Linked DNA regions of Mus musculus: region 2 is linked to region 1. A link is a loop called in an ENCODE intact Hi-C map of the cell type or tissue named here. Cell type or tissue: heart. All regions are shown on one strand.

Region 1 (8,000 bases):
AGATGACAATTTCTATTTAGGAAAGCCACCACTTGAAACTTGCAAGGTGAGGTGGCGAGAAGACGGGTAGTGGAAACTATGGGAGAAGATTCTTTAGTTTCAAAGCTCTAAAAATAAAAATGTAAAGCCTTTTGCATTGCCGTGTAATTAGTTATACTGGCTCTGTGAGCACCTCCCACCCACCTGGGGACTTCCAAACCAGATGCACACCCCATCTGACCGACTCAAACCTGGGGACTTCCAAACCAGGTTTTACCAGTAGATTCGATCTACTCATCCAGTCTCTCTGAGTACAGGGGTCAGGAGTGGACAAAACTTCCACCCCCACTCCTTAATCTGAAGTCACTGATGGTACGGAAGGGAGACAAGTTGGGCTCTTAAAGGGGACATATTATCTGCAGATGTCCTCAGAGAGTCAAGGCCCGAAAATTCATGTGTTCAAGTTCTTTGTTCTAAACTATGTGACCTACAACCCCTGAATCCGGCCTTGAGCCATGCTGGGTCAAGAAAGCAGAGGCAAGGAGGCAGGCAGCTTATTGTCTCTTAATCAAGGGGACAGCAACGCCAAGGCCAAGAAGCTTTAATGGTAAAAGACAGTACTGGCAGAGCGACCGCATCAGCTGGCACAGCAGAATATTCTGATGTCATTAAGTGCAGTGTCATCTCGGAGGCCTCTTGGCTTCTGGATTTTGGTCTGCAAGCCACAGACACCTTTGGGACATGAGTTGCTCCACTCTCCGTAGTCTCCCCAGTTCAGCCCAGGCCCCTCCAGCTCCACGCCGTCTGAGCAACGGAAGCGCACGTTGTTCACTCCAGTGTTGTCCCCTGGGAATGTAAATGGCTCCACCCGGAGGCAGAAAGCCACTAAGAAGCTAGTGCCAGGACACCACAGAGGCTCACTCCATGAACCCCAGCTGCAAGAGAAGGAGAGTTGTAATGGTTCTTCAAGCACGTCCTACCCACCCTGGGGACTTCCAAACCCAGCACTGCCAATAAAGGATGGGCTAGATCTAATCTCCTGTGTTTCCCTGAGTACACGGGTGGACTTCCACCCCACACCTCTATAACCTTAGTGGAGTTTATCTCAGGGAAGGGCACTAACAGAAGGGAAGGGGTATGTATACCTTTGTCCTAGGAGAGTGTCCTTCCCATTCAGGAGTGAACCCAGAGCTTTACAAACACTAGATAAATGCTTTCTACCCCGTTGGGTCTTTGGTCCCTAATCTCACCTTCCGGACTGGGACTCCACGACGTGGGTGTTTTTCTGTGAGTTCCCTCGAGTGCAGTGTAGCCGGATCCCATTCAGAGCTGTGTCATCTCCAGGAATGCCTTGAGGGGGCTCCACCTAGGTCAGGAGGGAAGCAGAAGTGAGGTCCACTGAGAGGATTCTCCTTCTCACGTTCAGCTCTGCAATCTGGCACATCTTTGCCCTTTCTAAGACCCAGGTCTGAACCTTCACCTTGACAGAGAACCCACTGGCAAAGTATCCATCAGGACACATCTCAGGCCAGGCCCAATCACCCCAGGTACCACCGTTGGTCACGTCAACGATCGATGCATAGCGTGGTTCTACGTGAACTTGAATCTGTGCATGTCCATAGCACATCACCCCCAGCAGCAGTAACAGCCTGGCTCCAGCCTGCAACTCCATCCTGCATGACCTATGAATCTGGTCACTTAGATGGATTTATATCAGTCCTGGCCCTATCAAGATTCAGGTTGCAGCTCTCTACCAGCCCTGTCCTTTCATGGCTCAGATTGCGGAAGAATGACCAGGATTAAGTGACATTCAAAACTAATCTGCTCCAGTCCAGGAACCCTGAAGATTTGCGGCCCCCAGGAGTTAGGGAAGGGAGGGCAGTAGAAGCCACTGAGTTTAAATTAGGGCCTACTGAATACTTAACACTAGCTCCAGGTATATTTCATGTAATCACCGCAATGATTGTAGAAGATAGAAATTATATTTCCTAGTTAGTAGATGAGAGAGCTGTAAGTAACTTGCCACCCCCACCCCTACCCCAGTAAACTGAGGGAAATCCCAGCACTGGCAATGGAAGCCAAGGCTGGAGACTGCAGTGATTCTAGGAAAATTTGCCAGGGATAGGATTAGGCAGGAGACAGTGTGAGGATGAGAGACAACCCTACAGGATGTAGAAAAGAATACTGTTAACATAGATCACGGCTGGGAAGGATAAGGGCTGGGAAAAGGTCTTCTTAAGGCTGTGGCTCTGATTCTTTGAGAATCTTGGACACCAGATACACCCAGAGAGACAGGATCTTCCTCTGGAACCCAGGTTGTCCTGAAATACTGTATGTGGCAGTCGTTTTGTTTTGTTTTGTTTTGTTTTATCAAGATAGAGTTTCTCTGTATTGTTGGGAGCGACCCTGTTTGAATGTTAACTGCCTTGTCAGCCATAAGTGCTTGCCGGCACAAAGTCTTGGCCTCTGTGGGAAAGTACTAGCCCAGCTGAGTACAAATAGACATAGATCCTGAAGTCAGTGGAAAACAAAGAGCTATAAATCTTGTGGATAGGTGCCTATTAACCCATTCTGTTCTGATCTTCTTGCTGAACTGTTTACCCAGTCAACATCCTGTTCCTGGGAATAGGTGCACTACTCAGAGACAAAGCGACCCCACTTCACCCCCTTCCTGCTCCTATGAGTATATAACCTGTGTGGGAAAAATAAAAATTTGTCAGCTTGTCTTGTTCTTTGTATCTCTTTGTCCCCCCATTCTCTTCCAGGTGCCTCTCAAGTGCCTGTTCGACTGTCCCTCGGGTCGGGACACTGTATAGCCCTGGCTGTCCTGGAACTTACTCTGTAGATCAGGCTGGCCTCGAACTCAGAAATCTGCCTGCCTCTGCCTCCTTAAGTGCTGGGATTAAAGGCATGAGACACCACTGCCTGGCGTTAGCAGTCTTACTTAGGGTTTCTATTGCCACAGTGAAACACCATGACCAAAAGCAAGCTGGGGAAGAAAGGGTTTATTTGGCTTACATTCCCACTGTAGGAACTCTAGCATGGCAGGAACCTGGAGGCAAAAGCTGATGAAAGGCCATGGAGGGGTGCTGCTTACTGGCTTGCTCCTCATGGCTTATTCAGCCTGCTTTTTTATAGAGCCCAGGACCACCCACAACAGACTGGGCTCTCCCCCATCAATCGCTAACTAAGAAAATGCAGGCTTGCCTGCAGCCATATCTTATGGCACTTTTTCTTTTTAAAGATTTATTTATTATTATATCTAAGTACACTGTAGCTGTGTCTTCAGATGCACCAAAAGAGGGCGTTAGATCTCATTGCGGATGGTTGTGAGCCACCATGTGGATGCTGGGATTTGAACTGAGGATCTTCGGAAGAGCAGTCCATGCTCTTAACCGCCAAGACCTTATGGACAGGGACTGAGATAACTAAGAACAAATAAGGCTACTCTTCCTCTGCTTCTTGTATTCTTTAAGATACGATGAAACACCATTCACTATGTAGCCAAGGCTGACCTAGAACCCTTGACCCTTCTGTCTTGGCCTCCTGAGTTCTGGTGCTACATCCCCTTTATCTTGCCTTGCTTAACGGTCTAGAATCTTTTCCCAGAATGCCTTTCCTTCTATGACCAGCAGATGGACCCCTAATTCACAAAACAAGAAAACAAAACTTGGCTGGATTTGTTAGGGGGCACCAGCCCTGATCTGCTGACCTCAGACACATTCCTCTGTTTTTTAACACATATTTATTGTAAGGCAATTTGATTTAAGAAATATTCTAAATTTCTGAAAATGACCAAGAAAAGTAAGGTGCTTGGCCAGGCCTAGCGGCTCAAGTCCATATGTGATCACAGTGGCTCAAATAGCTGAGTCGGAGGATAGAAAGTTCAAAACCAGCCTGGGATATAGGGCATGATAATGCACGCCTTTTAATCCCAGCACTCAGGAGGCAGAGGTAGGCAGATCTCTGTGAGTCTGAGACCAGCCAGATCTATGTGGTGAGTTTCAGGATAGTTGGGGATATGTCTCAACAAACAAGTAAGTAAATAAATAAAATGAACCAGGCCTATGTAAAGAGACTGTCTCAAACAAGTAAATTAATAAATTAATAAAACGAATCAACCTGAACAGTTTAAATCCTGTCTCAAAAATAAAAAAGGGGGGGGGGGGGCTGGTGAGATGGCTCAGTGGGTAAGAGCACCCGACTGCTCTTCCGAAGGTCCAGAGTTCAAATCCCAGCAACCACATGGTGGCTCACAACCATCTGTAACAAGATCTGACGCCCTCTTCTGGAGTGTCTGAAGACAGCTACAGTGTACTTACATATAATAAATAAATAAATCTTTAAAAAAAAAAATAAAAAATAAATAAAAAATAAAAAGGGGAAGGGAAAGGGGGGGGGTCGATGATGTCTACAACCCAGCACTAGAGGTGCTTCCCTGGCCCCCTTAAAAAGTCAGAAAGCCATGGATCCAGTCTTCAACGTACAGAGTGCCTGTTGTCACCAAAGCTCACATTCCAGTGAGGAAGCCAGAAGGTTCTCCTCTCTCCCCAGTGAAGCTTGAGCTGTGCACACACAGACACACAGACACACAGACACACAGACACACACACACACACACAGTACTGGGGACTGCACCTAGAGTCTTGCACATTCCAGGAAGACACTACCACTGAACTATATCCCTAACCCATTTTATACTTTAAAAAAAATTTTTTAAACGATTTTTAATGTTGTTCACAGAACAAGGCTTGATTTGATTTTTATTATTTTAAAAAGCTTAATGTTTACTTCGTTTTCTGACTCTGTATTTGTGCTGTCAACACTTACACACTGGTTTTCTGCTCCTCAATAAGGAAAGAATGCCAGATCCTGTCATGGGCATATTTAGCACAGGTGGGGTCACCCATTGTTGTTGTTGTTTTAGGCAGGTTCCCTAGGACTTTAGTTCTCAGAGCACAAACTCCTCAAAGTCTGCCTGGGCACGCACCATGTGTGGATTTGGGTGCTTTTCTAAGTTTCTTGGAATAAAGATTAACAGGGGTTCTGGATAGCCATTTCTTGTTAGAGTCTGTATTACAGGGAAACCTACAATGGTATGTCAGATGCTGGGCCTAAACATTATCACTAGAGTTGGAGTGTCCCTTTTTATAAAGCATGTTAAGACAGAGTCTAGATAAGTTATCCAGGCTGGCCTTGAACTTTTGATATTCCTATCTCAGCCTCCCAAATACCTAAGGTTACATGAAGACCTGAGCTACTGTGCCCAGCTATGAAAATACTTTTGTATTCTGGGGGTCTAGTGTAGGGCCTGCCATAGGAAAGTAATGACTGATTTAATGAATGAAACGCTAAAGTGAAGCTCAAAAAATTAAATTATAATGTCCAAGAATCACTGATGGAAGGCCCCAGACTCAAATAGTGTGCAAAGGCAAAGAGCGTCTATTCTGCAGAAATTACCAGCATGCAGGGGTCACAACAAAATGGCAATGACTTGAGGGGCTTGCAAGACATCCTTTTAGGCAGGTCTAGGGGAATTTCCCAGAAGGACTAGGTAACCTCTAATATGATTGGTAAGGGTCAAAGCAGTAACATTAGTACCATTTTCATTAGGTGCTAGGTTAGTTCTATTATAATTGGTGAGACCCTGAAGATTTTTGGAAGCCAGCTCAGTTCTGGCTTTGTTATCTTCTTCAGCCAGGAGTCTCACAAGCAGACTCAGCTACAGCCTTATCCTCCCTAACTCAGGCCATCATTGGCTAAAGGTTCTTTGTCAGTGGCTCCTTCAGAGAAGCCCAGTAAGCTTCCTGGGGAATTGAAATTTTTATTCCCAAGGTTTCCAGACCTCTCGGCAAGAATGTAAAAAAAAAAAAAAGAGAGAGAGAGAGCCTAAAGCCCCATCCTCGAGCCTTAACAAGTAAGACGTATTGGGCAACTGTGGTCAGCTTTCCACTTGGAATGCTTTCACATGCGTTATCAATTGATCCTCACATGAGATTTACAAAGGCCCATTATCTGCAGCTTACAGTGGATTCGTGTCCAGATTTAAGGAGAACCCACAAGACGCTGCCTCTTACGACAAGCTAGCCCCACAGGTAAAGGCAATGCAGAGACAGGTCACATATTATGTCCCCCAAATCGTCATTATGTCTCTCACCCTAGGATCTGACCTCTAGGGCAAAGGACACAAGGGAGGGGTCCTTAATAGATTAATTATTAACTCTCTGCACCTCTGGACACCACGGGAAGGGAAAGGCCACCAACTAGCTAGGTGAGGTGCACCAGCGATGGTCATGGGGGTCTCACTGTCCCCAGCCCTGGGACGCTGGTTCCGCCATGCAATTCCCTTCGCTATCTTAACGCTGTTACTTCTTTACATCAGTATATGGTTCTTCTATGAGTGGCCCTTCCCCTTACCAGCTCAGAGAACCCAGCAGTCCGGCCTGCGGGGACTCAAACTCCCTTCTCCTTCTCCAGTCCTCGGCTCCCTGCTTAGTTTCCCGGCAGGGGTGCAGTCCTGCAATCCAGAGAGACCGCTACCTTCCCAGGTATGTTTGAGTTTTAAGGCCAGAGTCTGGGGACTCTGCAACAAAGAAACAGGGGAACCAGACTGAGAATCGAATGAAAGGAGGCTCCTCCCTCTCTGTTCCCTCCCCCCTTCAGATGTCAAGAATAACCAGGAGGAACCCCAGCTAAACCTGAGGGACATTCTTCAGGGCCCAACAGTGGCTAAGTAGGCCTAGCAGGCTAGGAACTTTTCATGTATCTCTTATATCTATCTCCCAGACTGGCCCAGCGGCCAGACCCCTAGTGGTCCCAGAGAAGGAAGAGCTTCCCTGTCTAGGGCCTCATGGGGCGCTGGGTCGCATGGTGAGCCCCTTCCTGGCCTGTATGAGCCCTGAAGGGGATGTGGCGTTGTCTCAGTATCTGGCAGGATGGAGAGAACTACTTAGGTGAGTGGTCTCCCTTCCCCAAGCCCATCTTCCTCCAAATGATTCTGTGGTTTCGCAAGTCATCTCCCCACTTCCACCACCAAACAGGTTCCTAACTCCCCTTGGCACTGTCTTCGCCTTTGCCACCAGCGAGGCCTTCAACAAGGTGACCGACCTCGAGGCTCGTGTGCACGGCCCCAATGCTTCACACTACACATCGCTGATGACTATGATCACATGGGAGCGGGGAGCAGGATTGCTACAGCGCCCGGGAACCGAACCTGGGCATTCAGCCGGGTCCTCGGGCTCTCGAACGCTACTTTTGTTGCATCGCGCGCTGCGCTGGTCCCAGCTCTGCCTCCACAGGGTGGCGACAGGGACGCTTGGAGGTCCAGATGCGGGCACGCAGTGCGGGGAAGCCTACAGCACCGCCCTGGCCCCGCACCATCCATGGCTTATCCGTCAGGCCGCTCGCCTGGCGATCTTGGCCCTCCCGAGTCGCGGTCGCCTGCTCCAGCTGGCGTGTCCCGGAACAGGAGAGGCGGACGCGCGGGTTGCTCTGGCCCGGGCCGCCGGCGTCCTGGAGGATGTGTACAATCGTACCCAGGGCCTGCTGGCCGGCCACGGCCTGCTCCAGCTGGCTTGATGGCCGCGGCATCAAGAGACCGACCAGAAAGGCATTTCTGGGAAGGGATGTACATACTCAGGGTTACCGGCGGCCTGAGAGTAGCTAGCGGTCCTCTTTAGTGAAGTCACCACAGTTAAGGCCCACCCCCAGCAGGGCAGTCTCAGTGATGTGTGAGATCCTCTCATCTTCAGCCTCTGGAAGCTGGAAGAAGCAATGAAGAATAAAGAATGCTTTAGTAGCTGTCGACATCCGGCGTTATGTATGATAACTGGAGAGCTAGCTTAAGGGCTGGGGGAGGGTGTGGGAAGACCTGTTATCCCTGCTCTTTGCATCTGAAGGACTCATATTCCCCTGAGCTCATTTCAGCTGCTCCATGGCTTCAGTTGCCAGCGCTTACCAAGTCTCAGTCCAGATCTGCCCTCCACACAGCCAACGCAGCATGTCCCGCCTGAGTGCTACTT
Region 2 (8,000 bases), 110 kb after region 1:
TCTTACCCACTGAGCCATCTCACCAGCCCTCATTTTACATTTCACAGAAAAGTTATGTTCAGCATTTGCTCATTTCTTTCCCTACCTGTCAAAGTCCCTCAGTCCTCTGAGACCAGCATGGCCCTGGGCCCTTGTCTGTCTGTCACACTCATTTGAAGCCTGTTTCTCCTGCTACCTACTAATTTCTCATTTTCCACTGCAGACCCCAGAAAGGATTTATGGAAGTGAACTCACCACCTTGAACACCATGCTGAGCGTCGCTCAATCTAGTCAATGAGTTAGGGGACTGTGCTAAATGCAGACATTTGTTCAAACATTAGTGGGCACTTACAACCCAGATACTATGATTTTACAGGTTAGTAGTTGCTTCTGGGTGCTAGAGCTATGGCTCAGTGGTTAAGAGCCGCTGTATTTCTGAAGGTCCTGAGTTCAAACCCCAGGAACCACATGGTGGCTCACAACCATCCGTAATGAGATCTGATGCCCTCTTCTGGTGTGTCTGAAGACAGCTACAGTGTACTTACATATAATAAATAAGTAAATAAATAAATAAAATCTTTTTAAAAAAAAAGTTGCTTCCGCTGAGTGGTGGTGGTGAAAGCAAGCACCTTTAATCCCAGCACTCGGGAGGTAGAGGCAGAGGGATCTCTGTGAGTCTGAGACCATCCTGGTCTACAGAACAAAGTCCAGAACAGTTATGGCTCCACAGAGAAACCCTGACTTGGAAAAAAAAAAACAAATCGGAAAAGAAAAAAAGAGGAAGGCCCTCACTTGATCCACTGACGAGCTTGCCAGGCTCCAAACCCATGGTCACAGGGACAGCCTTAGTAAAACTCAAACCAAAAAGACACAAATGGGGCCCAGTGTATATAACGTATATGTGTAAACGGTGGACTCAGGGTAAAGGTGCTGCCTGCAAACCTGAGGACTTGAGTTTGATACCCTGGACCCACATGAAGAAAGGAGCAAGTGGACCAACTCCTACAGTTGTCCTCTGACCCTCACGCTCCTGTACAGACACTCATTCCTGACCAAGTCCGTTCCTGAGCACGAACAGAGCAGGAAGGGTAATGGGGATAACCTGGGGTCTCTCCAAGTCTCCTAACCAGCTGTAGGTGTCGGAAACATGCCTGTGAGCCAGTCTTCGTTTTGTATTTGTATATTAGAAATTCCAGTTTCTCTGGAGGCTGACTTCCAAGCTAGCCACAAAGATCTCAGCTCAGCAGGAAGCCACTCCCTCCTCCGACTCCTTTTGGCCGGCCACTCTGATGAACAGCTGCGGCTGGCCCTGCCAGCGCAGAGGGCTGCTGCTTCTGATCACCCAGGACCTTCTCAAGGTGCCATCCCCAGCTAGTCACAGGAGAGCTCCCTCTGTGGATAGCACAAATAGCAGTCTCTCTTTCCCAGCAGGGGAAGTGGGTTAGCAGAGCCAGGCCAGGGAGTACCCAGTAGACACTAACCAACAGTGCTTCCCTGCTGGTTGGCTGTGTCCAAGGAATTTAGTAGAGTCTGGCCTGCTGCAGATACTTGATTGTTATCTACTGGGCAAAGAGACTAAATGAACTGCTGGCATCTTTTTACTGAGAATTATTCTCTCCAACCACAGGTCCAGAGATATGATTGTGTGATTATCAGAAGGAAATGACACTCACAGGCTTAAAGATTTGCATACTTAGTCTCAGGTTGGTGACCTATTAGGAAGAAGGTGTGGCCTTGCTGGAGGAGGTGTGGCCATCACTGCAGACTTTGAGGTTTCAAAAGCTTGCCAGGCTCATGCATTCTCTGGTCCCTCCCTCCCTCTCTATGTCCCTCCCCCACCCCTCCCTCCCTCCCTTGCCTCTTGCCAGTGGATCAGGCTATAAAGCTCTCAGCCATTGCTCCAGTGCCACATACACCTGTCTGCTTCTCACCATGATGATCACAGAGCGTGGCAGTGGAGGTACACACCTTTAATCCCAGCACACAGGAGGCAGAGGCAGGAGGATCTTTGTGAGTTTGAGGCCAGCCTGGTCTACAAAGGAAGTTCCGGGACAGTCAGAGCTATACACAGAAAGAAATCCTGTCTTTAAAACCAAAAAAGTATTTTAAAAAAAATAATACCAGAGAACTCGAGATACAGTTTTGAGAAAAGGCCTTTCAACAATAAAAATAGACAAGTGCCAAGTGTGGCTAAAGCCCACCTTTAATCCCAGCATTGAGAAATGAGGAGATTCAAAAGCAGCCTGGGCTACAAAGCAATACTTAATGTCCAAAAAATGAGATGAGAAGGCAAGAGAGGAGCACTCCGAAGTTCCTTTGGGGATCTGGGTACAAGCAAGGAGTTACCAGGCCAGAGCACAAGGGTTTTCCACTTTCTAGAACTCCAGTCCCAGGAGCTCCAGCACCCTCTTCTGGCCTCTCAGAGCCAGGCATGCACACCGTGCACAGATATACACACAGGTATTGTGGGGCGTTGGGCTATACACAGACAGTCTGATCTCCAGTAGAGCTGAGGTGTGGAACCCCGGGACCTGGTAGTGATAATTCACCTACATGGGACAGAAGGCGTTCTCTCTCTCATGTCTCCTGGAACTGTGGCTCCTGTCTAAGTTACCAACCCCTCAGCCCCGACAAGAGAAGCATGGTTTAATAGTCACGTAGGCAAAGTTCCAAGCTTCCGACCTTCAGGCTAGACTCCTCCCCAGTTACCTAGAAACAGAAAAGATAGCAGCATACTTTAGGAGGGGCTGTTTGGCCCCTCCTCGCTCTCTTGCTCCTCTTGTTCTTCCTTGTCTCTCCCTCTTACTCTAGCCTTTCTTCTTTCTCTCCCTTTTCCCTTTGTCTCCTTTGGCCACAGCCGGTCTCTCTCTCTCTCCTTCCACCTCTCCTTTCCCCCTGCCTTTCTACAATAAAGCTCTAAAACCATAGCCTGTCTGTTCATCCGCGCTTACTCTTGCCTGCGTGAAAACCTCTCTCCCTCAGCCCTCTCTCCCATAACCTTGGGGCTACAGGGTGTCGCCCCGGAACCCCCTGGTTTTGGGGGCTACCCCTTGTCCGCTCCCCATCAAGTGGGGTCAGTAGCTTACATGCCCACACGGGGCCGAGTGGAAAGTGTCTGGCAGACCTCCTGCATCCTCCTGCCCAGAGCATAGGAGGAACTCTGGCCGGGTGTGGGCTATCCTCCCTCCCCCTCCTTTCTCTGCCCCCTTTTAGTTCCCACAAGGTATAACAAATACAACAAAAAGTTTACAAAGAAAAAAGGTCCCCAGGTCTTCCCCAGTACACAAAAGTCTGGTCACCTTGGGTGAAGGATATTTCAGAAACAATTTCTCACCTCAGGTTAAAGGCCAAACACAAGATGATGTAATGTGAAGGGATGCCTCACGTCAATCAACAGCACCTGGACAGCACATCCATCCATGGGGAAAGCCAGGCACCATGACTTGGGTTTAGAGAATGAGGTGATGAACCTGCATGTGGAACCTGAAAGGCAGGAGGGAAGGGCTCAGAGTTAGAAAAACTTCTAAGAAATTCTAGCCAGCACGCTGGAATCCCAGCACTTGAGAGATGTAGGCAGGAGGATCAGGAGTTGAAGGCCAACCGTGGCTACATCAGACCCTGTCTCAGTTGAACAAACCAAGTAACCAACCGTAGTCCCCAAAGCAGTTTGAGGTAGGACTCAAATAACACAGGGATGCAGTAGGCAGATGGTGCTAACAATTGATGCTATGGCCTCAATGTGCTTTAATATGCTCACTATCAATACTGAATATTTATGCCACTCATTTGAAAGCAGATGATGCCAGGTGAAGTGGTATGGGTCTTTAGTCCTAGCAGAGACAGGTGCAGGGGGCGGGAAGGTGTCTCTGAGTTCTACAGCCTGCTCTACCTAGCAAGCTCCAGGTCAGCCTGAGCTATGTAGTGAGACCCTGTCTTAAAACAACCACTGCTGGGTGTGGTGGTGCACAGTTTTAATCCCAGCACTTGGGAGGCAGAGGCAGGCAGATTTCTGAGTTCAAGGCCAGCCTGGTCTACAAAGTGAGTTCCAGGGCTACACAGAGAAACCCTGTCTCGAAAAACAAACAAACAAACAAACACCCAGCTACAACGAAAACAAACAAACAAACAACAAAAAACAGTAAAGTAGACAGCCACTTTGGAAAGCTGGCAGCTTCCTACAGTGTTTTTTTTTTAATTTATAATTTATTTATTTTAACCTTTTAAAAATTAATATTTATTATATCCCAAATGCTACCCCTTCCCTAGACCCCCCTCACAGAGTCTCTCCCTCCATCCCCCTCCCCTTCTCCTTCATAGGAGTGCCCCCCTCCCAGGTAGCCCCCCACTCTGACATTCTTCGAGGCCAGACAAGGTACCCCTGTTGGTGAATGGATACTACAGTCAGGCTACAGCTTTAGGGACAGCCTCCACTCCAGTTGTTGGGGGCCCACATAGAGACTGAGCTGCACATCTACTACATACGTGCTGAGGGCCTCGTTCCAGCTTGTGTGTGTGCTTTGGTTGGTGGCTCAGTCTCTGCGAGCTCCCAGGGCTCCTTGTTAGTAGACCCTGTTGATGTTTCTATTGGGCTGCCATCCCCTTCAGTTCCTTCAATCCTTCCCCCAGCTCTTCCATAAAAGTCCCCGACCTCCATCCAATGCTTGGCTCTGTATATCTGCATCTGCTTCAGTCAACTGCTGGGTAGAGCCTCTCCGAGGAGTTATGCTAGGTTCCTGTCTGCAAGCCTAACAGAGTATCACTAATAATGTCAGGGATCCCCACTGGGTCCTTCACAATCATCTGTGACTCCAGGGGATCCTATGCCCCCTTCTGGCCTCTGCGGGCACTGCATGCACGTGGTGTATTCAAGAAAACACTAAAGCATAAAATAAATACAATCAAAGAAGAGGAGGAAGAGGAGAACAAGAAGGAGGAGGAAGAATTATTACAGTGGATTCTATATAAATTAAGTGATTGGCACCTATGTCAATGAGTTACCTTAATATTATAAATATGTCCATTCTCCCTAAGGTAATCTATAAATACTTTTAAAAAGAAACTTGATACTCATTTAAAAATATACATACATACCAGCATAAAGGTTCATGAAGAGCTTTGTCAGTTTTGAAAAGGACCATAGGAGGGACTCAGCCTACCCAATATTAGAACACCTCACAAAAACAGCAGCAACACTGTACCAGCAGGAGTGCCAGTTCCCGGGTCCTGGGAAGAAGGAGGGGACTCTGGACATCAGTGGGAGAGGCCATTATCAACACAATGAGCAATGGCATCTATGGTGAGAAAGCAAGCAAGCTACTCCCACACTTCACACCAGATAAAAAGCAAACCCAGGTGAATTAGAGAGTACCAAAGAAAACTAGAACTAACTGAAGAGACTATAGGAGTCTTTTGTGATTTGGGGGTGGGATTTTTTTTTTAAAACAGTGTACCAAAACCACTGCCATAGAAAAAAAAACATGGGATAGGGTGGTGGTGGTACACTCCTTTAAACCCAAAGCTCAGGAGGCAGAGGAGAGGGGCAGAGGGGCAGAGGGGCAGAGGGGCAGTGGAGGGGCAGAGGGGCAGAGGAGGGGCAGAGGCAGAGGCAGCCAGGGTTACAAAAAGAAATCCTGTCGTGTGTGTGTGTGTGTGTGTGTGTGTGTGTGTGTGTGTGTGTGTGTGTGTGTTACTCAGTCCTCAAGATGGGATGCTTCAGTGCTCCCAATCCGGTGCTGGAAAGTTGAAAGCTCTTTGAGAGCTGCTGGTCCCTATTCCACTATGAAGGCTTGGAATGGTGACTCTGCTATCAAGGAAGGGAGCAGCAGAAGCAGAGACAGGAATCGGGCAGGAAGGCCAACCAAGCACTAGGCAAGAGAATGAATGTCCTTCTGAATACCCTCCGTATCTGGACTGCTGCCTGACGGTCCTGTTCACAATCGGGGCAGGTCTTCCACTCTAGTCAAGGCAGTCAGGACAGATCTTCAGGTGAAGCTTTCTACTCAGGTGATTCTCATTTGTGGCAAGCTGACATTGAAACCAGTCATAATACCTGTAATCCAATTCAGGAGACTGGCGCAGGAAGATCCAGCCCTATGACCTTGAGACTAGTGTGTTCAAGGTCAGCCTAGAGGCAAGACTGAGACTGTCTTACAAAACAAATAAGGCCATAGATGGGTCAGACAGGCATTCGATGCACAAGCCTGAAGACCAGAGTTTGACCTTTGGAACCAGTAGAGCAACAGAAACGAGAGACTCAGCAAGGTGAAAGATGAAAAGCAACTCCCAGAGTTGTCCTCTGACTCCACACACGCAGTGTGGCATGCAGATACCTATACACACACACACACACACACACACACACACACACACTCAGCAAATTAACTTTAAAACAACAAGCCCTTCAAATGGGGATAGTGTGAGGACAAGGTGTAGCTACGAGTGTCTTCCAGTTTCAATGGTAGATCCATCAGGATTTGACACCTGAGGATTTAGATTTAATAGGCTTACAAGATTAGGATTTTAGTTGCTGCGCCAACAAAACAAAACCCAGAACAACAACAACAACAACAAAAACTACAAGCATGGCCTTTAATCCCAGCACTTAGGAGGCAGAGACAGGAAGACAGGAAGACAGGAAGATCTCTGTGAGTTAGAAGTCAGCCTGGGGCTGGTGAGATGGCTCAGTGGGTAAGAGCACCCAACTGCTCTTCCGAAGGTCCAGAGTTCAAATCCCAGCAACCACATGGTGGCTCACAACCATCTGTAACAAGATCTGACTCCCTCTTCTGGAGTGTCTGAAGACAGCTACAGGCCATATAGAGGGCTATGTAGTGAGAGAAATGAGAGGGGTTGGGGACAGAGACAGTGACAGAGTCACAGAGACAGAGAGACAGAAAAACTGAAAGGGAAAAAAAGGAAGAGGGGAGCTGTTTAGAAAAAAATAAGGGCTGGTGAGATGGCTCAGTGTGGTAAGAGTACCCGACTGCTCTTCCAAAGGTCCAGTGTTCAAGTCCCAATAACCACATGGTGGCTCACAACCATCCGTAACAAGATCTGACGCCCTCTTCTGGTGTGTCTGAAGACAGCTACAGTGTACTTACATAAAATAAATAAATAAATCTTTAAAAATAAAAATAAAAACACGGGCAGTGATAGCACATGCCTTTAATCCCAGCACTTGGAAGGCAGAGGCAGGCGGATTTCTGAGTTCGAGGCCAGCCTGGTGTCCAGGACAGCCAAGGCTATACAGAGAAACCCTGTCTCGAAAAAGCAAAAAAAAAAAAAAAAAAAAAAAAAAGCTGTGAAATTTGAAGAAAAGCTTTGGGCTGGTGAGATGGCTCAGCGGGTAAGAGCACTGACTGCTCTTCCAAAGGTCCTGAGTTCAAATCCCAGCTACCAAATGGTGGCTCACAACCATCCATAATGAGATCTGACGCCCTCTTCTGGTGCGTCTGAAGACAGCCACAGTGTACTTACATATAATAAATAAGTAAATCTTAAAAAAAATAAAATAAAAACAAAGAAGACATTAAAACATGTCTGCTTTTTTTTAATGGTGAAGTAGGCCTAGATTTAATGAGGATCTTTAGAGGCCTTTGTGATAACAGGAGGCCCACACAACTTGGAAACCCACAATGATGGCTACAGGGCTCTTAGACCACCAGATGACCCCAGAACTGGATTCCTCTGGCTTCTCCCGGCAGCTGAACACTGTGACTCTGCTTTCTTATCTTTAATTAGCTGCATGTAAATCTTATTGGGAAATCTTGACTCTGTGAAATCCTTGGGCAGCAAGTCCAAGGATGATGTCTGGTCTTCTCAGAAGCATTGCTAATTCCAGATGTTTAGTCCATTATCCTAGCAGCAGACATGGTGTTGGAACAGTAGCTGAGAGTTACAGCCTGGTCCTCAGTCAGAGGGGAGTGGGAGTGGGGGGCGAGGTGGGGTGGGATTTGAGGATTTTTTTTAAAGATTTATTTATTTATTATATGTAAGTACACTGTAGCTGTCTTCAGACACTC

Evidence for each region. Hi-C counts contacts between places; a loop is a spot of excess contacts. Peaks named below come from ENCODE experiments on the same cell type or tissue, not always from the same donor. Only the 100,000 strongest peaks of a DNase experiment are listed, where the experiment ranks them.
Region 2: a loop joins it to region 1, with 2.8 times the contacts of the local background. A loop is called at or near these places in 15 of 42 quality-filtered maps.

Annotation. Positions count from the first base shown.
Region 1 is chr11:70,512,952-70,520,951 of GRCm38, forward strand. Vmo1 (vitelline membrane outer layer 1 homolog (chicken)) reads right to left here and starts at 1,665. Exons shown (of 3, transcript NM_001013607.1): 1 at 1,460-1,665; 2 at 1,230-1,345; 3 at 565-914. The coding sequence starts at 1,651. The coding sequence ends at 617. Gltpd2 (glycolipid transfer protein domain containing 2) reads left to right here and starts at 6,258. Exons shown (of 3, transcript NM_146020.1): 1 at 6,258-6,527; 2 at 6,766-6,932; 3 at 7,020-7,785. The coding sequence starts at 6,267. The coding sequence ends at 7,557. In heart, CTCF peaks have their summits at 3,617 (motif pointing right) and 7,267 (motif pointing right); DNase peaks (open chromatin) are centred at 710, 1,540 and 7,500; H3K4me3 peaks cover 1,303 bases; H3K27ac peaks cover 1,010 bases; H3K27me3 peaks cover 767 bases.
Region 2 is chr11:70,620,863-70,628,862 of GRCm38, forward strand. Gm12315 (a long non-coding RNA gene) reads right to left here. Exons shown (of 3, transcript XR_001780246.2): 2 at 3,314-3,462; 3 at 2,168-2,688. Among named protein-coding and RNA genes, the nearest start is that of Chrne, 5.7 kb to the left of the region's middle. In heart, CTCF peaks have their summits at 2,405 (motif pointing left) and 4,814 (motif pointing left); no DNase peak of the experiment used is centred here.